Linked DNA regions of Mus musculus: all the other regions are linked to region 1. The links are chromatin loops, found by intact Hi-C in ENCODE. Cell type or tissue: heart. All regions are shown on one strand. Region 1 holds the start of Creb1 (cAMP responsive element binding protein 1). Region 2 holds the start of Idh1 (isocitrate dehydrogenase 1 (NADP+), soluble). Region 3 holds the start of Ccnyl1 (cyclin Y-like 1). Region 4 has its middle 55 kb from the start of Gm36148. Region 5 overlaps Klf7 (Kruppel-like factor 7 (ubiquitous)). Region 6 holds the start of Ndufs1 (NADH:ubiquinone oxidoreductase core subunit S1). Region 7 overlaps Ccnyl1 (cyclin Y-like 1).

Evidence for each region. Peaks named below come from ENCODE experiments on the same cell type or tissue, not always from the same donor. Only the 100,000 strongest peaks of a DNase experiment are listed, where the experiment ranks them.
Region 2: a loop joins it to region 1, with 17 times the contacts of the local background. A loop is called at or near these places in 2 of 42 quality-filtered maps.
Region 3: a loop joins it to region 1, with 5 times the contacts of the local background. A loop is called at or near these places in 15 of 42 quality-filtered maps.
Region 4: a loop joins it to region 1, with 2.1 times the contacts of the local background. A loop is called at or near these places in 5 of 42 quality-filtered maps.
Region 5: it touches region 1 in a loop (1.9-fold over the local background); 2 of 42 quality-filtered maps call a loop at or near these places.
Region 6: a loop joins it to region 1, with 5 times the contacts of the local background. A loop is called at or near these places in 3 of 42 quality-filtered maps.
Region 7: it touches region 1 in a loop (2.6-fold over the local background); 14 of 42 quality-filtered maps call a loop at or near these places.

The regions. Positions count from the first base shown.
Region 1 is chr1:64,532,561-64,536,560 of GRCm38, reverse strand. Creb1 (cAMP responsive element binding protein 1) reads right to left here and starts at 3,757. Exons shown (of 9, transcript NM_009952.2): 1 at 3,541-3,757. In heart, CTCF peaks have their summits at 2,265 and 3,687; a DNase peak (open chromatin) is centred at 3,700; H3K4me3 peaks cover 2,354 bases; H3K27ac peaks cover 1,817 bases.
Region 2 is chr1:65,176,395-65,180,394 of GRCm38, reverse strand. Idh1 (isocitrate dehydrogenase 1 (NADP+), soluble) reads left to right here and starts at 1,253. Exons shown (of 9, transcript NM_010497.3): 1 at 1,253-1,405. In heart, CTCF peaks have their summits at 347 (motif pointing left), 1,071 (motif pointing right) and 1,980 (motif pointing right); DNase peaks (open chromatin) are centred at 1,204 and 2,014; H3K4me3 peaks cover 2,546 bases; H3K27ac peaks cover 1,992 bases.
Region 3 is chr1:64,689,147-64,693,146 of GRCm38, reverse strand. It overlaps Ccnyl1 (cyclin Y-like 1), which reads right to left and starts at 1,802. Exons shown (of 10, transcript NM_001097644.1): 1 at 1,747-1,802. The coding sequence starts at 1,756. 2810408I11Rik (RIKEN cDNA 2810408I11 gene) reads left to right here and starts at 2,488. Exons shown (of 2, transcript NR_038009.1): 1 at 2,488-2,683. In heart, a CTCF peak has its summit at 2,315; DNase peaks (open chromatin) are centred at 1,696 and 2,306; H3K4me3 peaks cover 3,183 bases; H3K27ac peaks cover 2,230 bases.
Region 4 is chr1:64,459,724-64,463,723 of GRCm38, reverse strand. No RefSeq gene overlaps it. Among named protein-coding and RNA genes, the nearest start is that of Gm36148, 55 kb to the left of the region's middle. In heart, a CTCF peak has its summit at 1,891 (motif pointing right); no DNase peak of the experiment used is centred here.
Region 5 is chr1:64,033,490-64,037,489 of GRCm38, reverse strand. Klf7 (Kruppel-like factor 7 (ubiquitous)) reads left to right here. Exons shown (of 4, transcript NM_033563.2): 4 at 1,726-1,827. The coding sequence ends at 1,777. Among named protein-coding and RNA genes, the nearest start is that of Mir6899, 7.0 kb to the left of the region's middle. In heart, no CTCF peak of the experiment used is centred here; DNase peaks (open chromatin) are centred at 279 and 2,189; H3K27ac peaks cover 427 bases.
Region 6 is chr1:63,174,328-63,178,327 of GRCm38, reverse strand. It overlaps Ndufs1 (NADH:ubiquinone oxidoreductase core subunit S1), which reads left to right and starts at 1,506. Exons shown (of 19, transcript NM_145518.2): 1 at 1,506-1,742. Eef1b2 (eukaryotic translation elongation factor 1 beta 2) reads right to left here and starts at 1,497. Exons shown (of 6, transcript NM_018796.3): 1 at 1,037-1,497; 2 at 452-574. The coding sequence starts at 1,116. In heart, no CTCF peak of the experiment used is centred here; DNase peaks (open chromatin) are centred at 1,107 and 1,587; H3K4me3 peaks cover 3,256 bases; H3K27ac peaks cover 2,593 bases.
Region 7 is chr1:64,703,548-64,707,547 of GRCm38, reverse strand. All of the region lies in intron 3 of Ccnyl1 (cyclin Y-like 1), which reads right to left. Among named protein-coding and RNA genes, the nearest start is that of Ccnyl1, 14 kb to the right of the region's middle. In heart, a CTCF peak has its summit at 2,114 (motif pointing left); no DNase peak of the experiment used is centred here.

The DNA of each region.
Region 1 (4,000 bases):
CATGCTTATACAAATCAATTGCTAAGTCATTATAAGTAGCCTGGGAAATGAGTGTCAAACAGGTAAGGGAGGACAGAATTCAAGACAGATTGTATAGTATGCTACTGCTTGTATAGAGGACGATACACATACATGTTTACTTGCATATGGACAGAGCATCTCTGAAAACATGTGGGCAACACTGGATGACACAGAATATAGGATATGTTGCTATAACTTATGTTTTACACTATAACCACAAAAATAATTAAAACACAAAACTGAAAATACAAAGACTCCTTTTCAGCTCACCAAGAGTGTTCTCTTTCCTTTGATTGTTTTCAAATGACAAATAACTGTTCCCAACAGTTCCTTAAGCATAAAACCAGTAAAATTCCTCGTTGGATTTGTTGGTCTTTCTGGCCAACTGTATTAAACACAGTAAGTTTGGAGAAATTATGACATCTTTGGGAAGTCCCAAAGGTAAGAGGTAAAAACTAAGATGAACAGTTAAACTCACCCTAGAAAAAGTACTTTCTATTTATCTCAAAACCCCCAGGAGTATATGCTATTATTTTAACTTTACAAGTGAAGAAACTGAGGCAGAGATAGCAGACAGTGTCCCATGGTCACAAAACTCCCCAAGTGCAGGCATGTGACAAGACTAGCAGTTTCAAACCCACACTCGTGATTTCCCAAACCAGATAGACGATCTTTCAATGTACTGCCCATCACTATATGTGTTAAATATTCACATCACCAGTGACTACTGTCAAGTATTCAGCGGGGCAGTCAAGTTCACACATGCATGAGGAATAAACTGCTATAATTATCTATTTTCTGATATCTATTATATTCTTAAGCTAAGATTTGAGCTCTATTTATTCAAAATAATGAAGCTACCACTAGAAGTAATACAGCAAGAAAGATGCTCACACGAATGTATAACAGGTGAGTTTATATGGCTGTATCTGCTAACGTATTTGTAATAAACATTTTATATCGTATAAGCACTGTCACAAGTAAACAATGTTCTCTATTGTTTTAAAAAAGGCATATGAGATTTAAAAAAACAAACCCAAGGGCTTTACAAGTGACAAAACTACTTCTCTAAGAAAACTAAAATCCCTATGAGTATCTGAGGGTAGGAAAAAAGAATATTATGGTCTGTTTCTTCAGGCCCTTGTGTGAAATTCTGTTCAAAAGTGTTTAACACTAGTTTTAAATTCCAAAGGAATGCTCACTTAGTATTCATTAGGTAAGTTTTTGTAAATAATTCATTAGCTTTCTAAAATACATAGGTCCATCAAAAATAAACAACTAAAGGAGAGGAAGGAGGAAGAGGAGGGAAGCACACCGTGCTAGAACTTTCACTGACCTCTGCAAGAGAGAACTGTAATTTATTGTCAGGTTCCAGGTGAATGCTTGAAAATTAATGCACACAAAAAGTGTTCCAAGTTTCACTTGCAATTGCTGAGAATCAATTTGATTCTCCATAAAAGATCCCATAAATAAAACCTAAAGTATCTTTTGGTCAACACTGAAGAAAGGACACATAGGAATTTTTTTTTATTCTCACAGGGGAAGAATCATCCTCATGTATCATCACTATTGGCTTGTAGAAAATCTTTTGAAAAAACTATTTTATCATCAACATTACCATGTATAGAGTCTTCACTGTGTGGAAACAAAATCATCTTCTCAACCCTATGGAAACAACTCCTTCTATTGCATCTTAATTTTCTTAACAATTGCAAATTGGAGTGCTAAAGACTAGCAATGTAACTTGTCAAGTTTCAGAGTCCTGACGCATAGAAAAAAAATCAAACACAATGGTTCTATTACCAATCAATATTTATTCCTAACCAAAAGCCTTGTATGGACCAATCACAATTCAATGGTACAGTAACTGGTTGTATTGTAAAAGAAACAAGCAACCCCCCCCCCCAAATATATAAAAAACTGTGCACCTTTCAAATCAACTAAAATTTTGGGCTTTGCTTTTCAATTGGGAAATGATCATCAGGGCACAAGATTTCAATAGATGGCCCAAAGGTATTTTGTGCTAGATCTTTTGAAGGCAGATGTGGTGCAAAACTGAGGCTAGGATCAAACTCTTAACTTTGAGAAGATATGGCAGGTTTAAATAGGTCATACTGCAATGCCCTTTAAAAATGTCTTTGGATCTTTAAGGTGTCAATGACTTTTGACAGTCCCCTTTGCAGATGTTCTAGGTGAAGGAAAAAAAGGAACACCACAACCCCTGCTGGCTTAAACTGCCATCAACCTCAGGCTGGGATTACCTACGGCAATATACAAATAATGGATAGTTTCAATAACTATTTTTAGAGTGAGAATTATATCAATCCTCCATTAAAGTTCAGACAGAAGCGTGTGAGGAGCATGGCAGAGGCTAAGGGGAGATACGGATGACTCAAAAAACCTTGGCAAGACTGCCTCCCTTCAAATGACAGAAAACGAAAAGTACCTTCGCTAATACTAATTTCCCCTTCGATAATTTCTAAGGGTTTCAGAATGATTGACCTCAAGTGATCATTATCTTAGTGGAAAGGGTTAAAACCGAAACTGTTTTCAAGCACCAGCTTCCCTTTTACAAGATCCCAACAGTTTCTGCAAAAAGTTATTACATGTATGTTTTCTTAGCACCTCTTTCCTTCCCAAAAGAATGCATTCCCAGGACTACTGATTCGTTCTTCATCTTCAAAGCCGAGGGGTGAGGGAAATAGTAAAAAAAAAACAAAAAACAAAAACAAACCAAACAAAACAAAAACAAAAAACCCCAAACCCTTAAAACAGCCTAGGGCAGAAAACAGCATTTTCTCCGACCGCGTGGGAGCCGGGGAGAGGGGCAAGAATAAAATACAGCACCAGAGAAAACCTTGGGTTTCGAACTTTATTGCACAAAGAGCGCTGTAGAGGAAAGCAGGTCGGACGTTGCGGCTCGCCGAGCGGGCACCGCCGCGAAGGCGGCAGCACCTTCACCTCCTCTGCCCTCAACTGTCTCCTTCTTCTTCCTCCTCCTCCACCCCCCACGGGCACCCAGGCGGCGGCCCGGGCGGCCAGCCCGGCACAGCCGGGGCGAGCGAGCGTGCGAGCAGGCGGGCGGCGGCGGCGAGGAACGGGGGGCGGCGGCGGGCGGCCTCCCCCGGGGCGGCTCCGCTCCGCGCCGGCTCCGGCTCCGCGCCCGGCACGGCCGGGCCCGGCCCGGCCCGGCGGCGGGAACGCGGGCGCCAGCTTGCCGCGGCCGGCCGCCCGCTCGCTCGCACCCCGCCCCGGCCCGGCCGCCCCCCGCCATGAGCGCCGCCGCTGGCTGCAGGCAGAGTCGCTGCCGCCCGGCCGCCGCTGGCTCCAGTCCGCCGCCATTATTCTTTGTTCGCTGCGAGCGGCGGCGGTGTTGTGGGGCTCGGGCGGAGGCTCCATCTTTACCGCGGCCCCTCCTGCGAGGGGAAGGCCCCGAGCGCGGGTGTCCGGCGCCTCCCCGGCCCCCCTCTGTCCCCCCGGCTCTCTCCGGCTCCTGCCTCCTCCTCCTGCTCCTCTTACCGGTGGTACAAGCTCCTCCGTCACTGCTTTCGTTCGCGGCCCGGATCTCGCTGGAGTTTTATTCTCTCCCCCACGTAACACACCGCGTCAAACTACACCTCCGCCGCGTCACTCACCAACACTCCGCTTCTCCCAGCCGCCCGGGCCACAGGCAGCAGCAGCCGCCGCCGACTGAGGAGCCGCAGCCAGGGAGCCAGCCAGCGCCGCCCAGTGCCGAGTGCGCAGCGGCCACTCACGGAAACAGCCGAGCTCGACCCGGAGCCGCTCGACAGGCCCCGCCCCCGCGCTACTGGCGGAACCTGCCGAAGGCCTTCGGCTACTTCCCGGCGCTGCGAAGGGGTTGACCGGGGAAGCTGGTGTAGGCGGTTTGAGACCCGCTCTGGAGGCACGATCCGAGCCTCACTGTGGCGGGTGGAGGCTTCGGACGCCAGCTGAGGAGATTTGGAGGAAGCGGGGTTTG
Region 2 (4,000 bases), 640 kb before region 1:
TCACCATGGCTCTGTATTCCTATGCATTCTTCTTACTTTTGCCATCACCTATAGTCAATACTTCTTATTGTGTTTTATTCTTCGTTTCTTGAATTTATTCTAAAATGCTTTCTGGAACAAGAATGGCTATGAATACTTACTTTTAGTAATATAAACAATATGTGCCTGATGGTAGTAAGTAACGTTTTTTAAAGTGATTTAAAGTGAGATTAGAGGTGAAAGTATAAACTCACACACTCTCTAATCATTTTATAGGAATAAACGGAGGTCACAGCTAATACCCAGTTAATCAACATTAACAGCTGACACCACGTATGAGTCCTTTTCCACATAGCGCCCTCTAGCGTCCAAAATGAATCTTACTAACTGCCGTGAATTCATAACTTTTCAACACAATGCTGGTTGTTTTAAAAGTCCATGAAGCGTTGAATCTTGACCAATCAAGGATGACCTATTGTCCTACAAGTCATAATGTTCTCCTTTTCAAGACTAAGGAATACAGACAGAAAAATCTCTGGAAAGATTGGAATACGTTTAACCCATTCTTAGAATTCTAAGATTTATATCGTGTATCTCTAGTGCAGCTTCATCGCAACCCAGAAAATAAACCTCACTGTCTTCCATGACAAATGGTGAGTGAAGCTTATTTATAAACAGCAACAGTTGGGAATACGGATCATTGGTAGTGGAGGGAATTATTGGGGTGGAATGGTGAAGCTCTGTAAAAGCCTCAGCATGAGAATATGAATGGTTTTACTCATATATGTATTTGTGTGTAGGGTATTGTTTGTTCTTGATTTTGAAATGGAAAATGCGCTCTGTTTTAGCTTTTGCATTAAGGTAGAATCTGTAGTCCTCACACGCCTTTAAGAAACCTCAAATGCACATTCTTCAAAGGGCACAGTCCAGCTCTAAGAGGCATCCGGAGACTCCAGGAAGGGATCCAGTCTAGGGAGGGCTCCCTCTTTTGTACCTTTTGCAGAGAACCTGGATACTCAACGCTGGGATTCCTAGATTGTTGCGGAGCCCAGAACACTCGGTCTCGGCGCTTCCGATAGCCTGTCAGTAGGTGGCGTCCTCGCTCCTCAACTGCAGGGTGTTCCCGAGGAATCTCCGCGGCGTGGCAGTCCCATCCCCCACCGGGAACAGCGGACCGCTGCATCCCAGACTTAATCTCAATCTATGCCTCGGCCCACCCCACAAAGTCGGAGGCGGCGAATGGCGTCGTGGAGGGGGCGGGGCTTCGGGAGGTGGGCTGAGGGGGTGGGGCCTGGGAGGAGACAAAGCCGGGAAGAGTTAAACAGCCTTGACCCTGCCGCTGGGCTTCCGAGCGAAGGTTGTGGCAGATGCTGATCTAACTGGGGCCGGCTTATTACAGCTTGTGTGTACGCGCGGGTGTGAGCCGGTGAGTAGCTGGGGCGCCTCCGGCTGCAAGCGGGCGCTCCTTCCCCTCCCTACAGGTGCCCCAAGGCTTAGAGCGGCAGCCGCCGCCCCTTACTATTAAACTATTCCGTTGAAAGCTGGAGTGAGAAAAAAGGAAGAAACCCCAGGTCTTGGCTGTGCAGAGATGAACTCAGTGGCAAGGCCCTGGTGCACTCAGGGACGCTTCCAGAGTTTGGGCGTAGAGAAGGGAAATGGGAGTAGCAGAGTGCTGCTTGCCTATCTGTATAGAAGGGCGCTTCCGAGGTTGGGATCGCTTTGGGAGGCGAGGACGTTGCAAGCAGTGACAAGTGGCAAGGCACCCGCGGAGGAGAATTTAGCTTTGAGGTGGACGCACAGAACTCTTGAGTGTTGGGTGTAAAAGGACTAGGCAGGAAAGCTGGTTGCAGAAAGGGTGTAAGCCAGGAATTTAGGCGTGTACTCCCTTCAAGGTTCAGGGGTGGGACCTGCCTTGTGGTCGGAGAAGAGCTAATGAGAGTGCAAGAGAGGGAGGGGATGAAGGTAGGCGGAGCCTCCAGCTTCAGTCTGTAGTGTTTGCTTAGCCACTTGGGGGCGCCCTGGGGTCTCGATTCCAGATGCAGCCATCTCAGTGGACCTCGTATTTAAAAGGTCCTGGCAGTGCTGAGAGGAGGGGCTGGTGTGGGGATCTGGAAGGAGGAACCGAGTCAGCTTCATTAGCAGAGCTTGCACAACGCCCACATGGATATCTCCTGTCTCAGTGTCACCCGAGGTCGAGCAAACCCGAGACCTGCAAAAAGCCAAAGAGCCGGGCGCTCACTCTAGGACTCACCGTCCTGTGGTGTGAGCGTGTGTGCGCACCAATATTTGTACTCCTGTGACCTTTATTTGGAAGGCTCCTGCCCTTTGCCCCTCTGGATACACTCAAGCACTGTACTTTAAACCAGATAAACTGGGCTGTAAGGCTGATATTAAATACAAATCCTCCTGGCAGGGGTATTTGTATGTTAAGACTTTCTGTTCCGGATCTTGCTTTGTTTTAGGAGATAAATTGAAAGGACACTTGTTTAAGTCATCAAAATTGAGAGGCCTTGTTATAATTGCAAGTCCGTTCACCATCAAGATAAGAATTAGCAATTTTGCCCTCTAATCTGATATCTTTAATGTGACCACATTGTATAGTTAGTTGGGCGTTAGTGCAAGTGTAGGCACTGGGAAAAGAGAGAAGCAGGAATTTTTCGACAATATACTGCAACTACTTCCTTAGAGTCCCCACATGTTTTGCAACTTGAACTTGGCTGGAAAACAAAAAGATCGGCTCAAGATAGAAACTTGAGATTTATGGAAGTAAAATTAAGTATGGCAAAGGGTTCCTATTGCTTAACTAGTCTATTATGTTTGTTTTCTGGAATTGCACAGGCTGTCAGATTGGAAACTGGCTGCCTTCAGACTATGTAAATAAGCTGGTAGCTATTAGGCTTGGATCAAACTTTCCTTTAAAAGTTGGGGTTGGGTGGGATCAGAAAATGTGAGACCCAAGAAGTCAGGGAATCTAGGGGTACCTAAAGCCCATACATGCCATGGAAATCAAATCCAGAAGTGTGATAGTAGTTACAATACAGCTTCACTTCTTTAATTAACAAGTGCTAAAAAAAAAAAAAAAAAACTAAATAGATAAAGGGAAGGAAATCTGACGTTTATCATTCATTGGTGAATTCTGAGATATAAAAAGATTACATCAGAGTATATACACACCAAGAAGGAAATAACAAAGCAAATAAAAAAGTTCAGACATTCCCGGCATTGTGATATTTTATTAGCTGTATTTGCCATCGCAGAAAAATAGCCTAGTCATAACTGTTGTGTAATGCCGTGTAGGAACATGACCGTGAGAGTGCAGTATCAAAACTGAGATAAGTTAGCTGTCTCTCTAAAGTATGGCCATGGTGAAAATGGAATTAATTATGAACTCTGTGATCTACTGCAAGTTAATCTTTAAGTTGTATCTCATGGGTGGTATTGGTTCACCCACACCAGCTTGTTGATTTCTTTTAACTGGCTTCCAGAAACTTCCCTGGTGATGGACTCAGGGTACAAATTCAATACTAGAAATAGGATGCTAGAAATGCAAATCTCAGACATAAAAATGGGATTTGAGAGTTGGGAAATATTCCTGACTTCTTGTGAGGTGCTGAGACCTACTGTCTAATAATCATTTCCCTTTAAAAAAAAATTAAGGATCAAATTAGTTTCAAGACAGCTTTAGGTTGTTATCTAATTGCTTTAAAGTCTTTCTGTTCCTCAGCTATAACATTGATCTATATGCCACTGCATTTCTGGAAAGAAAGTTCCCAATATAGTGTCACTTGTGTGACAGAACAGGGCACTTGTTGCCTAGGGAAATGCAACACACGTAGCCCATACAGGGATCCTATGACAGGACAAAGTAGAGACACCACCAAAATCCAACTTGGTGAACCAATAAGTACTGTTGGGATTACTTTACCCGAATATGGGTAAGGAGCAAAAATGGCTCTGCATCACCTCACCCCAGCATGGGTGAGAACTCACAAAAGCTGGGAACCCGGTGCAGACTACACAG
Region 3 (4,000 bases), 160 kb before region 1:
AAGGAAAGAAAGGTTGCCTCTGCATCAGCTAACTGAGACTAAGACGGGGAGGACCACGTACCACATGTTCTACTGTACAAGTCAAAATACAATAGACATTTTGACAAGATTTTTTTTTCCTGTTAAGAGTCCAACTCAGCACATCTCCCACCTCCACAGCACATCTTCCACCTCCACAGTTTAGAGCAGTTCTATGCAGAAGCAGTTTCAGTCATATCTTAACTTTGCATCCTCATCAACAATACAGTGAGAATGCATACAGGCTTCCTTTGTATCTGGGAGGAACAAATAGGCATACATGATACTGTGCTGTAATCCCTCAAGAATTATAAAAAGGTCCTATTTGGACTCTCACTCAACACTACCCATATACTGTTTGTAAATCCAGAGGCTTAACTTACAACATTGAAACTGGACAGTTTTCATAAACACACACTCCACTGTTTAAAGATACAATTACCTTTACATTCTTTTACAACATTTGACTATTACAAAAAGTTACAAAAGTGTATCGATCATGGGCCTTAAGTTATTCTAAAGGAACTCATTTGTAGTGAAGCCAACAAGCCAATGTAGCTTAAACATCTCATGATACGTTGTCTTATAGATCTGTAGCCTTCATTCAATAACCACACTGCTATCTAGAATTACTTTTTACCCAATTCACAGATTTTCAAAAATTTTATAATTATAAAACACCAAGTATTTCCTCTTCTCCCTCCTACCTACCCAGCCAGCTCACCCTGCAATGGATCAGTTTTCGAGCTTCAACTTTCTTAGCACCAAGTAAGAACCTCCAGGCTGAAGGTGTGCAGGGAAATGGAGCCATAGAAACAAATATTACAGGCACCCGCAGGGGGCTGTCTTCTTAAATCCCAAACCTTTACATTACTAATTTAAAGCTAAATTTAAGCTTTTGGCTCCATTTAAACGCCCAATGAACAATCTCTCCCCACCCTGCTTCCTTTGGAAGAGGTAAAATAAATGAAATTTGTTAAATGGCGATGTATTTACCAAAATGATAATTTTAAAGCAAGCAGAACTACTCCTTGTTAGGGAGGGGAAGCAGTACTTTTCTGAAGCCTGGAAAGAAACTAACATCTTTCACAGAAGTCTCCTCTTTCTGTGTTCCAACTATAACTGAAAGTAATAAAGCAACCTTTATTATTGAGGCTACTTTCAAAATCCTACTTAATACCATACACATTTTGGTGGCAATCTCTACTTGAACGTAAATAAGAAATCTTTAACCATGCTGAATCTAGATTGCTCTAGTATCAGTTACTCAACTCGTTCAGAGCAAGAGGAACATTATGCTCTTACCTTACGTACCATCTGCCTAAGTAAGGACAGAGAGATGGGATGGCTATTCTGAGGTTAGGGGTACCTGGGAGTTTTATTAAGAAAAGGGGCAATTATAGTCTCTTGAAGTCTTAAGTTCCACTGGACGGTACACAGCAGTACAAAGAGGAAGCGGTGCCGGGTACAGGGTCCCGGGTCAGAATGAGAGAATGGGAAGAGTGAAGAACTGGGCGTAGGGGTGGGAGAGAAACTGGCCAGACGTGGCCGAGAAAGAATAAGGGGTGGGAACACGAGCCACAGCCCTCATTCCCGGTGTCCAGGCCTGCGCCAGGAATAATCCCGGCAGGAAGGAACCCGAGGCGGCGGCCGCCTCCCAGCGGGACCCAGGGAGTCGGTGGAGGCCAGAGGTGCGCCACGGCCCGGACGCGCCCGCTGCCTCCTCACCTTCGGGCATCTCTCGGTCACTGATGTGCTGCAGGTGGTGGCCCTCGCCGGCTCCGAAATCCAACTCGGCGGGCTCCACGGCCGCAGCGGGCGCCGGCGCTACCGCCACCGCGTCCCCGGCCGCCGCCTCGTAGACCTCGGACTCGTAGTCGGGCTCTGCCGGCCCCGCGCGCCGGCCCAGCTTGGGGCTGGCATTGGGGGACACGCAACAGGTCAGCGTGTTCCCCATGGGGAGCGTCCGCTCCGCTCGGCCGACGCCTGCGCCTCCGCTCGCCCCGGACTCCGCGCCCGCCCCCTCCCCCAACAATGGCGCGGTCGGCGCCGGCAGCCCCGGGCAGAGCGGGGCTGCGCCCGCCCGCACTCGCCGCCGCGCCCGCTGCGCGCCCGCCCGCCCCGCCGCCCAGCCCGGGGCAGGGCTCCGGCCTCGGCCGCACCCCCGCCGGCTCGCCGCCGCCGCCTCCCCACAGCGGACTAGTCTGCGAGGGCGGCGACCAGCCCGGCTTATTTAAAAGGGGTGGGGACCCGACAAGCGCTGGGAGACGCAGCCACTGCGGGCCGAGAGCGCGGCCGGAGCTCCTCCTCCTTCCGTCGCCGCCTCCGAACTGAAGGCCGCTAGCCGGCTCCTGCCAACCGGAACGCGCTCCGCGGTCACCTGGTGACGGGTAGCCAATCAGACCCGGACTTCCCTCCACGCACCCGCCTACGGCCCAGGCACGTGACTCACAAAGCCCCGCCCCGTCCCTTAAGCTGAGCCGCGCGAATTCTGGTTTCCATTCATCTCGAGCTGCGCCGAGTCCGGCTCCTACTGGGGAGCTGCGGCAGTTTGTTACTCGAGGCCGCCCTTCAAGGCGGGCCCCGAAGGTCCGGCCTGGTGAAGAGTTGGTTTTGTCAGCAGTTTGGTCTCTCCATGTTTGACAGCTTCCCTTTGCTCACCCAAGTAAGTTGCACTGGACTTAGCCGGTTGTATATGGCTAAATGCTCTTCTCCTGTCTTCCCAGTGTTACGTTCTCGCTTGCAACTTGGCCATAGCAACCCCGGGGCTCGCTCCTTACTCTCAATAAAGAGTCGTGACTGTGTCTTGCATGAAACCCGAGGACACGTCACTCTTCAATTTCCTCGTACGTCAAATAAGGACCAAACTCTCGGTTCAGAAAAGCTGGGAGCCAGCAACTCCGGTTTCGCTTGTTTTCTGCCATCACAAGACAGGAGTTTCCAGACTTTGTTTCTTTAACTAGCAATGCAGAGAACAGTTTTCTCCCACAAAATAGAGAACCACACTGTGGGGTGCCCACAGTCCTAAGTGATGGGGATGGTAGAGAGCAATTGACCTTTAGCATGCACCAAGTATTGCCAACCATGCCAACCGAGCTCCCTTAGCGCTAAGTCTAAAGAGCAGTCCAATGTTCGATCTCCCAGATTTTACTGATCGGTGGCAGGGTAGGGGGAGCATGCAGAAACTGAGTAACTTTCTCAAGGTTACATGACAAGGTTACTGCTCGTGTAGGGGCCAGAATAGTCTGGATTCCAGGTTTATCTCCGAGTACCTGTGAAAGGAAGTCACGGTTAGGGAAAATGACAGAGACTGTTGGTGCTTGGTAGTGTTCATTTTAAGGAAGAGCAATCTTTTCACTTGGGGATTTTAAATATCTTCCCTAATTGAATCTTCTCGTTCATTTCTGTTCCTGAAGTCCAGCAGTCCAGGCTCCCAGTAAATTTAGGCAAATGAGAAGCAAAGATTTGGAGAATCTAGCTGTACGAGTTCACACTGCTGCTCTTGGAGTACAAACACAAATATCTGACCCCAAAGTCAATGAGGTCAAGAGTTTAGTTGTTTTCTTTTAATGTATATATTTATTGTATTTGTATGAGTACACTGTGGCTGTCTTCAGACACATCAGAAGAGGCATTGGCTCCCATCACAGATGGTTGTAAGCCATTATGTGGTGGCTGGGAATTGAACTCAGGACCTCTGGAAGAGCAGTCAGTGCTCTTAACCGCTGAGCCATCTCTCCAGACCAAGAGTTTAGATTTTATACTGGAAATAAGTGTTGAACATGAAGTTCAGAAGTCATTGTCATGTGTATTTAAGACTATGTTATTCTGGACAGTAAGAAGGAAGGGAAGAAAGGTCTAGTTAAGGAAGCCTAGTCTTTTCCTAGGAAAGAAAGACAACTCCAACAAAGGGCACTGGTGACTAAGTGGACAAAGAACTTATTTCCTAAGTGAAATAGGAAGTACTTACCTATTGGATATG
Region 4 (4,000 bases), 73 kb after region 1:
GTAGAGTTTAATTTTGGAGTAAGAAATGCTAACTAAAATTAACTAGAAAAAGTCTACTGGAAGATTATTCAAAAGCTACCTATTAGATGATCTTCGAGAAGAAAATAACGACAAGAGGAGAAAACATGATCAATGATTTCATTTAAAAAAGATGGGAACTTGCAGGGAAAAAAATGTAGCAAATCTGTCTAATTTCCAAGTAATTTCTCAAAATAATCCAACCTGTAAATATTATGCAATGTTCTGTTGGTGATACTTATTTCCTTCAGTGTTTTCTTCCTCCTCCCAGTTTCATATTTCTCCCCACAGTCATTCACCAAGACTTCAAAGAGGTGCTTTTCAAAGTCAGTATGGGAGAGAAACAAGCCTGGGTTCAGCTCATGGCAGAGGGATGCAGCTTCTTGGGCTTCAGTGGGGAAGGTGGGTGATTTACTTACGTGATGTGAGTCTGGAGTGGGCTGCCCAGAGTAGCTACTCAGCCTGGGGAAGCCAGTGAAGACTGGCTGCCTTCCTACTTCTCCATGGCTTGTGTGGCTGCCTAACCAGGCTTTGTCCTGTGCCCCAAAGAAATGGATGGAGCAGAGGCCTTCGAGGTGCATCATTAGGCTATTTATTTGAGATCACTCTAATTTTTTTCCTTTTAAACACAAGCATTCTTAGTCATTAACTTTATTCTTAGAATTACTTTAGCCAAATCTCAGAGGTCCTGGTATGTTGTACTTCTCATTTTCATGTGTTTCTAGGATTTTCTTTAAAGCTTTCTTCCAGATTTCTTAATTGAACCATTGTCATTCAACAAAGTATTATTCCATCTCCAAATATTCAGGTAATTTCTATAGTTTCTCAATTGATTTCTAGTATTAGACCACTGTGATCTGATAAGATAGAAAAAATAACTTTGATTCTTTTGTGCTTGTTAATACTTGCTTTGTGATATAGAATGCAGTCTGTTTTACAGAATATTCTATAGGATGCTTAGAGAGTATGTATTTTATATCTGTTTGATGGATGGACTGTATGTATGTGTGTGTGTATGTGTATATGTGTTTGATGGATGGACTCTCTCTCTATATATATAATATGCATATATATATATATATACTGTGTGTATATAAATGTATACATACACACATATACATATATGCATACACATATACACACATATATGTTTTCAGATATATCTGTTAAGTATGTTTGGTCTATGATATAGTATATAGCTATGAAGCTTCTTTTATGACTTTTATTTGGAGTATTAAAGTCATCTATTATTTTAGCATGACCTGTCAGACCTTTTATATCTATTGGTCTTTGCTTTATTAAATTGGGTGTTCCAGCATTTGGTGCACATCCAGTTGTTTAGTCTTTTAGGTGGGTTGATCTCTTTATTAGTATGCAGTGGCATTCATTATATCTTTTGACTGATTTTGGTTTGAGAACAACTTTATTAGATGTTAAAATACCTATGCCAGGTTCTTTTTAACTTCCATTCACTTGCTGGATTGTTTTCATCCTTTGATTCTCAAGCTGTGTATGTCTTTACTAATAAAATGTGACTCTCAGAGACAACAGATAGAGATAGTTTTTAAATGCAGTTAGCGTCTCGGGTGACTTGAGGCTATTTGTGTTTGTCTTAGTTAAAAGTTTCCATTGCTGTGAAGAGACACCATGACCAAGGCATCTCCTATTTATTTATTTATTTATTTATTTTCGCGACAGGGTTTCTCTGTATAGCCATGGCTGTCCTGGAACTCACTCTGTAGACCAGGCTGGCCGCAAACTCAGAAATTTGCCTGCCTCTGCCTCCCAAGTGCTGAGATTAAAGGCATGCACCACCACTGCCCAACAAAGATTTATTTATTATGTATATAGCCGTCTGCCTGCACACATGTGTGCTGGCCAGAAGAGGGCACTAGACCTCATTATAGGTGGTTATCAGCTGTCATGTGGTTGCTAGGAATTGAACTCAGGATCTCTAGAAGAGTAGCCAGTGCTTTTAACCTCTGAGCCATCTCTCCAGCCCCCAAGGCAACTCTTATAAAGACAAACATTTAGTTGGGGCTGGCTTAACAGTTTGAGAGGTTTAGGTCATTATCGCCATGACGGGAAGCATGGCAGCATGCAGGCAGACATGCTGCTGGAGGAGCTGAGAGTTCTACGTCTTGATCTTGAGCAGTCAGGAGGAGATTAGAATTCCACACTGGGCAGAGCTGGAGCATAGGAGACCTCAAAGCCCTGCCCCCACAATGATACACTTTCTCTCACAAAACCACACCTATTCCAACAAGGCCATACCTGTGGCCCAAGCCTTCAAACACATGAATCTATGGGTGCCACGCCTATTTAAATCACCACAGCATTTGAAGCTGTTATTGAGAATGCTTACTATTTCTGTAATTTTCCTCTATTTGCACTGGTTTTGTTCTTTACTCTCTCTCCTATTGATAGTAGAGAGTTGATGGTTTACTGTGTGATCATGATGATGCTTCCCAGCTCTCCATTGTTCATCTTTCCCTCTCACGAAGCTTATTCTCCTTTGTGATTTGACAATTGAGGCAATTTTACTTCACCTCTACATAAAGTACTCCTTTAAGCATCTTCTACAGTGCTGACGAGAGGTCTGATGCTCTTTTTATATGTTTGCCTTTGTGACTTGTTAGCACTTTTCCTCTTGTGAATTTTAATGTTATTTCTTTGCTTTGTGCTTTTGACATCCTTTTGCTTTTTACAATCTCTGTGTGGGTATGTATCTGTGATTGCAGGTGCCCTTGGCATCCAGAGATGCTGGATCCCCTGAGCTTGAGTTACATGTGGTTATGTGCCATCTGATGTGGGTGCTGGGAACTGACTCAAGTCCTCCGCAAAAGCAGAAATGGCTTTTAATGGCTGAACAATCTCTCCAGTCTTATTTTTGAAACCTTGATTTTGGAATATGAGAGGTTTGTCACCTATTATGCCAGCTTGAAGCTCTTGCATTTGTATATCTATTTCATTCTTGTTTTGGAACGTTTCTGCTATAATTTAATTGAATAGAATCTCTGTCTTTAGTTTTAAATCTCAGAACTTTCCTCCATCCTATGGATTTTCAGGTTGGTCTCCTGATGGTATCCTACAGGTCATGGGTATCGTCATCATGCTTGGCTATTGTTTCTTTATTGATATTTGAAGGCAGTACTTCCTTGACTTTGTCTGCAAGCTCTGATTTTCATTCTTCAGTTTGGTTGAGTCCACTGGTCAGGTTTTTCACTTTAAAAAATGACATTGAATTTTTGATTGCGAATATTTCTATTTTTGTTTCTCAAAAATCCTATTTCCTTACTGAACTCTTTTCCTACATTGGTCCCCTTGTTACTCATGCTGCTGATTTTCTCATTTGTTTTGCTGACGCCTTAACCCACTGTGTTGGTGACCTTAGACTCCAGGTCCTGTGTTGAATTCATCTTGTTTGTATCCCCTTTGAGGTCACAGATCATTTTTATTAATAAACTTTTGAAATCTTCACCTGGTACATTACCTATTTAAGTATCTTTGACTTTGGTCATGCAGAAGAGTTTATGTGTAAGCATAATATTATTGCATACTGTGTAATTCAAATGCTGATCTATTTCTCCTATACCTGGCTGCAATCCTAATTCTGAGAATCTTCTGGCTCAGTCTTGTATAAGCACCAGTTCCCTAATTGTTCCCTGAAATATAAATCAATAAAATTTAACAGCCAATGACTGAGCAGGGGGGAGAATAGGGCGGGACTTCCTGCCAGCCAGTGAAGGGGGAGAGAGAGGGAGGAAGTGCGTGATGAGCCACAGGGAGAAAGTCCAGGAGAGAGAATGAGAAAAGAGCTTGAGCAGAGAAAGCCAGAAAATGCAAGGATCTTGGGGTTTTGGCTGGGAGGTAGCCAGATTAGCAGAGAAGTTGCTGTGCCTTTAATGCTCCTTAAATCAATATATTAGTCTGGTCTCAATTATTTAGCAGTTAGCTGGGAAATTAGCAACTTATTTTAGAA
Region 5 (4,000 bases), 500 kb after region 1:
TCTCTGTGTAGTCCTGGCTGTCCTGGAACTCACTCTGTAGACCAGGCTGGCCTCAAACTCAGAAATCTGCCTGCCCCTGCCTCCCAAGTGCGGGGATTAAAGGCGTACGCCACCACTGGCCCAGCCTTGTCTTTTTTTCTTATCATCTCCTGGGATACTGTTGTACACATGTACCTATTTAAGGAATGGGCATAAACAGAGGGTGTGGAGAGTATGGGGTCAGGGAACAGGGTGGATTTGTGATTTGTTTGTTTAAGAATGAGCAAACACAGGGAAGCCTTGCTTTGGACAGGAAACTCTGCAAGCCTGAATGGGTAGCTTGCTAATGTCCTAGCAAGGAATTTGAGTGGTGGAGCTATCTCAAGCTACAGCGATGCCTAGGAATGTTGTCATAGTCCAGGCAAGGGCTAGCTTAAGGAGAGAGCACACAGCCAGACCATGCATGGCTGTTGCTTTACATGCATCACAGCAGGTACTTCCGCCAGACCCTGATATTGCAAACTGTTAGAGCACGGAAATGCCCACACTGTTATTGGTAAGATGCAGAAACCTGCCTTAGACTGATGTCAGTGTAAACGGCTACTTATTAACAAGCTTAGATTATTAGCTCGAATAACTATTAGAAATGGAATTCAGTTTGTCTTTAAGGTTGGCTAAATCCAAGTTCCCAGATACCATCCAGATTCTTTTCTCTGCTCACTTCCTTCTCCAGCGGCAGTATGGGCACACTAGCAGCTCAAAGCTCATCTCCTAGCAATTTAGCATTCCCAGTGGAAGGAGCATGTCTCTCTTCCAGTAATTTCAGTAGCTATAGAACCACCTTTCCTTTGGCCTCTGTGTGTCATGTGACTGTTGCTTAGCAATCACTGCCGCCATGGCTTTCACTTTAGAAGGAAGGTCAGCTTTATACTAGTGAGAACATAAAAGGGTTTCTACCCAAGAGACTCTCATATGTCTACCATCAGAGTAAAGAGGAAGGAAGATGACCATAGCATCTGCCAAGGAAGGTGCTCGATTATGGAACTTAAGCCCCAAGTGTTAGTCCAAGAGCCTCAGCCCCAGTCTTTATTCCATGACTCTCCACCTATGTATCCTCCCCTTAGTTCTTTAACACATACTGAATCAGACAGACAGACAGACAGATGCACACACACACACTGACTGACTCATCATGGAGATGTCCCCAGGATAGTGTTGGGGCTATCTGTGAACACCACTCTGTTCTTTGTCTTGGTGTGAATATATTATGCCTGTGTGGACCTGGAATTATAGGCAATACACTCCTAGGCTTTCATGGTAAAGCCCGAGACAGCAAAGTGGGTGTTGAAACATCAGTGTTCTACTAACTGGTGACATAGGCCAGTTATTCATTATTGTATATACAGTGCATGAGCATGTCATGTGTTTAGAGAGCACTTCCACATTTTGTTCCTTCTTAGATAAGTATAGTTATAATCATAACAGTCCCCGTGTAGTGACATCTTACTCTGTGCGATGTGATATTATGATACTTCTCTTGCCTAATCCTTAAATAAACGTAAGAGACAGTGTCCCCATCAGCCACGCTGCTACTGGAAGAGCTAGGGTCTGAATTAAAGCAGTCTGACCCGAGCTGACTCCTCCAGCACACTTCCTCGTCTCTCCATAACTCACAAGTGCTGTCTCTCTTTAAAACTGAGAAAAGTAGCTGGACCTCTCTGACATGCTTGTTGTTTGTCGTTCTAGGTGTTTCTCCAGGTCTGACCATCTTGCGCTCCATATGAAGAGACATATCTAAACAAAACAAAACAAGACAAAATAAAAACAAACAAAAGTAAAAAAAAAAAAAACAACAAGAACAAAACACCGCAAAGGCCAGAGTTGCCATGGCAGCAGCCAATGTCCGAAGGAAATGCAGTGAGGCAGAGGGCTGGACTTCAGGCGGGGAGAACTGCCTCGCAGAAGAAAGTTCTCGCTTACAAACCTCTGTGTGCATACATGTACACGCACACGTACACACACCCTCTCACACACAGACCCACACACAGATCCACTCTCATGCACTCAACTATATTTAAAGTATATACGTCTATTTCTTATGCCTTGCCCTAGCCAGATGATAGAAGACAAGGAAGAAGGAAGCCAGGTGAACTCGGCAAGGCACTGGCTGCTGACCCCAGCGCTACTGGATCACTTCCCAATGTTGCCAATGGAAAACAAAGCAAACGGATGTCTGTCTCCATGGTGGCCGCAGTCCAAGAGGCTTACATAACTTCTCAGTGCAACGTGATAAGAGAATCCAACATCTTATGGTTGCATATGTGTAGCACTAATGTTTCTTTTTAAATAGTTGGGGGAGATTGACCTAGAAAACCAAATTGCAGTTTGGTAGCCAAACTTAACTCCTGGGTTATTTGTCCTTTGTGTGTGAAAAGTCCTACTATTCCGTACGTCAGACTTCCTCACAGAACTGTCGGTTGGTTTTGGTTCTTCTTAGGACCAGTGAGATCTTTTGAATTGCTACCAACGGCCTTAGCGGCAGCAGACTGTGGATTTACACCTTACACCTTTCTGGCCTGCATCTCTCTAGACTTTACTCTCGAGGGAGGAGTTTTCTTTTCTTACTTTTTTTGACTCTCGCACATCATATGCACTAGGGATTCTGAAAACTTCTAGCATGACTGCAAAGTGGCCAAGAGAATAAAAGTCCTTGATGATAAATCACAGTATACCCCTTGAGCCTCACCTTCTTGCCAGTGCTAGATTTTTTCTTTTTAAATCTCTCTGATTTTTTGCTAATGAAAACTTGAAAAAAAAAAAAAAGCTTATTTGGAAGCTTAAATGTTTTATCTTTTCTCCGTGGACTAAACCTCTCCAGGACTCTCTCGGCACCTGGATGTCTAGCTCTCGAAGCAGCCAATCAGATGGGACATCAGAGTTCTCTCATCCCTCCTTAAGGCGTGATGACCTCAGCTCACAGTGAGCGGCTACTCTACTGTCCTTGCTACCCTATAACTACTTACAGCATAGATCTCGCTAGTCTCAAAGGGCAGCTGCGTATTTAATCTAACTCTGGGTTATGACCTGACAAAAAAGCCAAAAATCTCACTCTTTCCAGGAGTGGGGGAGTCCGCGGATGCCTCCCAAATCTAGAGGCTTCACAAAACATCATCCCATCCCTTCCCTCACTCACCCTCTGAGATCATGGTACCCACTTGTTAAATGCATACTTCAAAATGCCATTGTGGGAATGAAGGTTGTCCATTAAGGAAAGGGTGAATGTGTCACTCTTATGATGTCTCTACGGGTGTTGGTGGGGGGGCGCTTTCTTTAGGGGGTACTGGTTCTTTTTGGCTAGACCCACCATGGCTTGTGACCTAGAGCACCCAAGATCAACAGAGGCCTCATATTTACCCTGAAAGCTGATTCCAAGGGATTTATATTGCTCACTTGCATATCACACACACACATCCAATGTTGGTTTCTATCTTCCCGAATTCTTAGCTAGCTGGCACTGGCCTAAACTCCAAAGACTGCCTTTAGGACCATTAACTGGCCTATGCAAGCAAGCGGGGTGGGTATTAAGGCAGATTGTATATTTTGTATATTCTGGGACCATCCCTTCAAGACGCGTCTAACAAACAAAAGTGGCGTTTGGTCCGTACAAGGTTGCTGCACCCTCATACCAGCTGGCTCCCTCCTGCCCTCCTCTGACTGTTTTATCCACTGACTGTTAAAATGCCGCCCATACATATTTGGGATGCAAAACTGAAGTCTTTTAAAAGAAATAATAATAATAATATAAGCAACACAAACACATATGACAGCAACCTTCAAGATCCTTGGCACTTGGGTTCTCAGCTTTCTACGGCTTTGGTTTTACTGAAATGTTGAATCTACTTGTCTGAGGGTAAAGGGACCGCTTTGTCACAAATGCTATAGCTTCCAGTTGGACAGTTGGGGCATTTCGAGGTCTAGCCTTTAGAAATTTCATTTTTGTTTTACTTTTTTTTTCCAATTT
Region 6 (4,000 bases), 1.4 Mb after region 1:
AGCACAATCCCAGGCAAATAACTTTACTCTTCACCCATGGGAGACATTGTATTCAGTACTCACTACGGCTTACTCTTTCAGAATGAACATCTGTTTGAGATTTCATTAAGTATGCTCACTTCCATTCTTAGTGAACTGGAATCCACTTCCCCAAACTTCCACCCTTGCTGGTAGTTTCAGAAGAATGGCCAGGGACCGAATGAGCGAGCTACCCTCACACCCCAGCGGTGGCCCCCCCAGGTCCAAAGCACATGATCAGAGAGGTGTGGGAAAGGTGAACTGCGGTTGTCCATGTTCTACCTGTTCTGTGAGAAAATGGAGGACTTCAGTCTCTTGGCCTTGTAAGGTCACAAAGAAATTCAGCTCACACTAGGTCAGCAATGCTAAAGCCAACTTTAACCCGGTCCCTACTTTGCATGTGAAAATCCAGGTAGCACAAAGATACCTTTACCTGGCCTTTTCTTTTTCATACGACTTGATGTGATTATACCAACGTAGGGCATGACACAGGTCAGCAGGTGGTGGACCAGAAACTGCTTCAAATACTGCCACGTCTGCTTGTGATGGCACGTACCTGCCAGTGACACAAAAACAAGTGCACAGACCTTTAAAAGAAAAGACACAAACACTAGCTGGTAAATGACATAGCCCATATCCGTCAAGCTAACTAGTGAGAACAATTACAGGGCTAGCCTAAGTTGCTTCTCATTGAAAGGACACAGAACATGTTTGAATCTAGGCAAGCCCAAGAACTATCTGCCACCCAGGAGAACTCATCCCACCAGACTTGCCACAGGTTTCAACTAACAAACTAACTTGTCCAAAGACGCGGAAGAACCAGCTGGACGTGGGCACACGGAGAGCAAGCATCATCTCAATTATAATGCTGGCAGCCCCTCCCGGGAGGTCCCGCTCCATTGGCATCCCGGCCCCGGGAGCACTGACTCGGCGTCCCCCAGCATCCGGAGACCCGCTTCCTTCCCGCCGAGCCCGCGCCACGTGGCCCCGGCCCCCCAGCCTCTCGGCTCCTGCTCACCCCTCAATGTAGCTCTTGTCCGCCAGGTAATCGTTGAGCACCTGGAGGCCGGCAGGGGTTTTCAGGTCTCCGAATCCCATGGCGAAGGCTGGAACGGGGAGCTGTGCAAAAGCGGAGGACGAGAGCGCCGGGAGGCCGCGGCCAGCGCTGAGGGAAAAAAAGGACCCAGAGCGTCCGGAAAACTCCTTATATAGAGACGGAGGCGTTTCCCTCCGCCGCCCCGGCTAGAGGTTAAAGGTCAAGGTCCGTTCCTAGTCTCGGTCCTCCGCGTACCACTGCGACTTGGTAACTAAAGGGCCCACAGGTCGTCCGCCGGCCTTCCCTTGTCTTTGGAAGAAAATTAATAAAGGAGGCATTTTAAAATGCCTTCGCTCCAAGGACTCCGAAACGAAGGGAAACGCCCTCTGAGGAGCCGGAGTTGAACGAAAGCGCTCGGACGCAAGGCCTCGGCTACTTCCGGCGGAACTGCAGGTCCAAGTCGTCTTCTCCGCTTCCTCCCGGGCTCGCTCTCGGAAATTGCCGAACAGGTCCGAAGACGGGGAAAAACAGTCGAATCTGTGTTTCTAGTCCCTCCTGGCTTTCCGTCCTCCAGGTCGGGCTGACAGAGGTTGCCGTGGCCGCCATATTGACTTAGCGGCCAGGGTTTTGAGGGGTCAGGGAGACCCGGACAGGTCCGCGGAACTACTCGGTGGGCTCCGGAGGAAAGGTGAGGACGCGTTGAAGTGGGCAAGTTGAAGCGCTTCGAGTGGTGTTTTCTTTTTTGGCAGGTCTGCATCCCATAGGTCAGACAAGCCGTTCTCCTCTTGCCCTTGACTGGGTACCAGCTCCTGCCCCGCCACCTCTGGAACCCGGGAGAGCCGGCAGGTGAGGGTTATGAGCCTTGGTTTCTGGTCTGATGGAGCCTAAGCCGATCAGGAGACCTTTGGGAGTCCGGGCTTGCGAGCTACTCTCTCTTTGCAGGGGAAGACAGGAGATGGCCCTGTCATCAGGAGACCGGTTCATCTCCCAGGGTCACGAGAGACTTAAACCTCAGGCATCGGTTTAGTTGCTGTCTTGAACCTGTCCACGCTACTGTTTGTTTTTGTCTAGCCCGGTGATCATGTTGGGTAGTATTTTATTCATTCCACCGACGGGGAGAACTGACAAAAACTAAAAGTTAGCTCAGTCGGAGCTGGAGGGAGAGTCAAGCGGTTAAGAGTGCCTTGCAGAGAGGATCCGAGTTCGGTTCCCACTAGCCCAGTCAGAAGACTCCCAGCTGCCATGTAACCTTATCAGGGAATTCTCCACTCTCTTTTGGACTGTGAGCACCGGCACTTAGAAGTGCACATTACCCACACACAGATAAGCACATGCACACATAAACTAAAAATGAATCTTAAAAAGTTAGCCTGGAGTCCGCTGCAGATCAGGAAGCTGCGGTGTCTTCAAGTTTGTGAGGTTCATGTCTGTAAGACCAAACAGATTTCTGGGATCCACCCCCACCCCATCACTAAATCTAATATTCTAAGCCAGCTCATCAGCGCCTTTTAGAAAGTTACTTTTATAAGATACAGCCAAGATATTAGAGCCAGGGTGTGATGATGGTACCTGTCTGTAATTCCAGAAAGGGGAGGCTGAGATGTGAGGATTGAACGGAGAACTTTGTGTGTGATTAGGTAAGGACTCTACTAACTGAGCTACATCCCTGACTTGACTGGCTATTTTTGTTCCTATTTGGTAGATACTATGTCTAAAATACATATTAGAGCTGGGAAAGATCTTAGTTGGAAATGATGCTTGCCAATCCTGACATCCTGAGTTAGATCTCCAGGACCCACATTGATGGAAAGAAAGAACTGACTTTCAAAGGGTGTCCTTTAACTTTCACAGGCACCCGCCCCACCCACCTCCTTGTGTGTTTATGGTGACACTCACGGAGTAAGTAAATGAATGTCAACAACAACAACAACAGTAAAATATATACCAATCTGGACATGGTGGTGCGTGTTGATAATTCTGCTCCTTGCTTGGGAAGTGGAGGCCTGAAGTTTAGGAGTCCAAGTTAATCCTTGACTTCATAGCAAGTGTGAAGCCAGTCTGAGGTACATGAGGTCTGTCTACAAACAAACAAACCCCACCAAGTAGAAAACCCCAGTAAAACAAACTGTACAGTGTAGAAGCCAGGTTATCCCCAAACTCTTGATGTAGTGCAGGCTGTTTTTATGGGATGAAGCTTCATGGGTGTAGATCAGGCTGGCCTCAAATTCATGATTCTCATGCTTTAGGTTTCCCAGTGCTGGAATCACAAGCATTGGCCCTGTGCTTGGCCTCATCAGTACTTGTTAAAAATGAGCTATGTACTGCTCATTCTGGAATTTGGTGCAAAACTATTTGGGGACTTGCTAGTCTTCAGAAAAGAGAAATAACCAAATCTTTTGTCAAGGAACTTACAGTCTAGTAGGTAACAAAATCGATAATTTACCTTCAATTTAGTATTGTGGGCTTGTTTGTTGTTTGTACTCTGCATACAGCCCAATGCAGCCTACCTTTACGTTTTAGGCCTTGCACTAAAGCTACCTGCTCAGCCCAAGTTTAGTAAGTAGAATAATAAAATATATACATGGCGTGTTTTTAATAAGGAAAAGGGACACAGATGAAGAACAGTATACAACTGATTATCAGTAGCCATTACTGATTAAATTGATGTTAGTTTTTATTATTTCTTTGTTTTTTATTTCTTTGTTTTTTTTTTTTTTTAAGATTTATTTATTTATTATATGTAAGGACAGTGTAGCTGTCTTCAGATACTCCAGAAGAGGGTGTCAGATCTTGTTAGGATGGTTGTGAGCCACCATGTGGTTGCTGGGATTTGAACTCAGGACCTTTGGAAGAGCAGTCAGCACTCTTAACCACTGAGCCATCTCTTCAGCCCTTTCTTTGTTTTATTATTGGCAATTACTGACCTAGTAATTACACCCTGGGAAA
Region 7 (4,000 bases), 170 kb before region 1:
ATTATTTATTACAGTTAAAATATTATAATATAAAATAATAAATATTACAGTGTAATTTAACTGTAATTAGATTACATAATTACAGTTTTAAAACTCATAAACACATGTAAGAGGGGCAGGCAGAAGACATGGTTCAAAGGGCAGAGCATGTAAAAATTGCCAGAAGCCCACAGTCAGAAACCCTCACTTGGTAGATGGAACAGTTAAAAACAAGACTGGAGATGTAGCTCATTGGTAGAGAACTTCACTAGTATGCTTGAGGCCCTCCATTCAACTCTAGTACTGAGAAACTAACTATAATCTGGGAGATAGTGAAGAATTACCTGTACTAGAGAAAGAAGACATTAACTTTTTGAGTCCTCTCAACTATCTTTAAAACACTTTAGAAGTATCCATTCATTTGCAAAGAATGCAGGAATAGAGCAATTATCAAATACTCAAACAGTCTAAAGTATGGTAAGATCCATTAGGTCCATGGTCAAATAGTGTCACTGAATAAAGATCAACAGAAGCACTCTTTAGAACAAAATACCAATAACTTAGCATTCTTAAAGAAAACCACTAATTCAGATGTGCCTTCCTTTCCTCTCCATCACACGGTCACTGTGCCCATCAGCCTTTTTTTAGAACCACATGTAAGAGGGGAAGGCAGAAGACATGGTTCGAAGAGCAGAGCATATAAAAACTGCCAGAAGCCCACAGTCAGAAACATGCACATGGTAGACAGAACAGCCTTCTGTTTGTTTCAGATGTTTCACTATAAAGCCTCTTGCTCTTTATCATAATGCCCCAGATGGTGCTATCTGAAACATTAAGTATCTTTTCAAGATAGAAGTGTTTTAGTTATATCTAAAGCTATGATGTTTAAGCTACTCAGTTAATATATGTACTTTACATTACCTATGTGTTAAAGTATATACTTTTATAAACCCAAAGATAAACAAAACATGAAAATGAAACTGATTCATTGAAATGCTTTTATTCCAGTGGAAGAAGATATCATTTAGAGTTACTATTATAGACTGGGGATCCCAAATCAAAATTCCTTGGGACAGAAAGTATTGTAGGTGTGTTGGCTAGTGTTTTTGTAAACTTGACACAAGTTACAGTCATTTGGAAGAAATCTCAGTTGAAAAAAAAATGCCCCTCTCAGATTGCCCTATGGGCACACCTATGGTTCATTTTCTTGAATGGTGCTTGATCAAGAATCATCATGATTGAGGGAGGGCCTGGTTCACTGTGGGTGGTGCCACCTCTGGGCTGCTGGTCTTAGGGTTGCTATAAGAAAGAGGAACATTCTGAACAAGCCAGTTGGCAGCACTTCTCCATGGCTGATCATTCCTCCTGACTTCCTTCCATGGTGACGGACTGTGATATCAAAGTATAAGCCAAATAAATCCTTTTCTCCCCAAGTTGCTTTTAGTCATTACAACAATAGAAATCCTTAATGAAGAAAGTGGGTTTTGGAATATTCTTATTACACACACACACACATACACACACACACACACACACTACATAAATCGTTGGATTTCCTGGGGATGGGACCCAAGTCTAAGGACAAACATTTTATATTTCTTATTCACACAAAAAGTAAAAGGTAATTTTATGCAGTTTTTGTTGTTTGCCTGCTACCTCATGAGGTCAGGTGTGGAATTTTCTACTTCTGGTATTAGGTTGACACTTAAAAAGTTTCAGATTTCATATGTTGGAACATTATGGATTCTAAATTAAGGAAGTACAACTTGTATTAAGGAGTAGCAGAGCATATACATGGTAACAAAAGTCAATTTTGACAAAACAAACACTAGAGATGAAGTAGGAACAAACTACAGACTAGCTGGCAGGCTGTCTAGTGATCCTCCCATTGTCCTCAATACAGTTTCTAATTATGAATGTACAGTGGGCTTGATTTGAAAATATTAAAACATTTAATTAGATCGTTTTTTAGCCCTCTAGCTGCTGTTCATTTTGCAAATCAGCAAACTACTGGCTAGAAACATCAACCTCTGTGTCTGTCAGTTCAGGGTGTAAACTCCTACTAAGACAGAGTTCTGTACCGAACCTAGGAAATGAGCTACTTCTTCTACTCAGCTCTGCTGCCCTCTTCAGGACACACTCCGAGTTTCAAGAGAAAACCCTTCATAAGACATCTTGCCACTAATCTGTATACAGCAGGGGACAGAGCTAACATGCAGCTAGTCAAACTTTTCAGTCTGGAAACTAGACAACGGCAGAAGGCAATCTCTGTCGAAGCCTGTAAGACAGGTGCTAAAGGGAGCTTTCTCTTGATGTTGCTTGAAAACGTAATAGTTGCCAGTTGTGGTTAGCACTTTACCATTGCTGGCCTGTAATTCCATAAACTACAGTAATAAACCCAAGTCTGCAAAATGTAAAAAGAAAACAAATCCCAGCAAACCCCTATCTAATAGGCGGTTAGTAAAAAAGAACAAAGCGTGACATGTGCATGCATGTGTACATGTGCAGCTTGATGCCGGAAGCGGTCAGAAGAGGGCCTCAGACCCCCTGGATCTGAAGTTGTGGATGGTTGAGAGCCAACATGTGGGTGCTGGGAAACCAAACTTGCAGGAAGCAGCACTCTTAACCACCAAGTCATCTTTCCAGCTCTAAATATGGATTCTAAATTCATTTAAACACCATGGACTGACCACAAACCTATTTCTTTATGAAATACCATTTGAGTGAAAGAAAGAAAAGTTTATATCAAGACCAGGAAGCAGGATTGAGAGGATTTTTAATGTTTTTAAAAGATGAAAGTTAAATTGGGCATGGTGGTGTTTGCCTACAATTCCAACATTGCAGAGGTGGGGCAGGAGGATCAGGAGTAAAGTACTAACCCATTAGAGCCGTGTCTCAAAACAGCAAAAGGAGGGGCATGGGAACACGATGTTGGCACCTACGGATATCTAATGGGACAGGAGTATGAGCAGACGAGAATTCAGAGACACCGCCCTTGGGAAGTAAGAAAAAACATACAGTGGAGCCAAAGCCAGCTAGGTCTGTGACAGAGCCCTCATTCTACCTGGCTCTGCCTTACCCATATTTATTCTAGCTACCAAAGCTGACAGTCTCAGAGATGCAAGGGCAGAAATATGCACTGAAAAGCACAACTGGCTCACTTTGGCAATTGCTAGAAAGCAAATCTTCTGTGAGCAAACAAAGTTTATAGGCAGAAAACTGAGTCTTCTCTGAAAAACAAACAAACAAACAGACAAAAAAAAACTGCCCTACAGATGGGGATCCCAGAAAAAGATACTGAGGCCAAGTAGGTTTGGCCTCCAAATCCTTACAAGGTGACTCTTCAGTTAAAAGTTTATGGTACTTCCAGTCACAGGAAGCCAAGGGCAGCTCTACAGTTGAGTGAAGCCTCTAGCAAGACAAGCAGATTAAGGCGACAGCAAAAGGGAATTAATGAGAATGCTAAAATTTCAGAAGTAAACAAAGCCCTAGAAAACACTCAAGAAGGGTTAAAATACAAAGCAAAGGAATCGTCAAGAAGAAAAAGATAAACTAGAAAGTAAAGAGGAGACAGAAATAGACAGTTGTACTGAAATCCTGGTCTAGAGACTCAACTTTCAAATAACAAAAACACAAGAAAAAAATATCAAAGAAACACAAGGAAAAAAAAAACCGTGAGAATGAATTGTTTGCAGACCTACTGGCTCTCAATAAAATTTAAAGGTCCATAACAAACTATATCATAACCCTTCAGAATGCTAGAGACTAAGTCCTTAACTTCCCGAGAAGGAGAATGTGCATGTATCATACAACAAATAGCAACCGATTTTTAACCACCGCATTACAGATCGGAGATATGACCCAGGGCACTTGGCTAAGGTTTTAATTGCAGGTTTCAATCCCCCGATCACAAGAAATAAATAAAAACAAATTAACAGACACACTATATCCTATGTACTTGAGATAGTAACAGAAAAGTATCCCAAGGACTGTTGAAAATTAGTTTCAACCTAGAACTCTA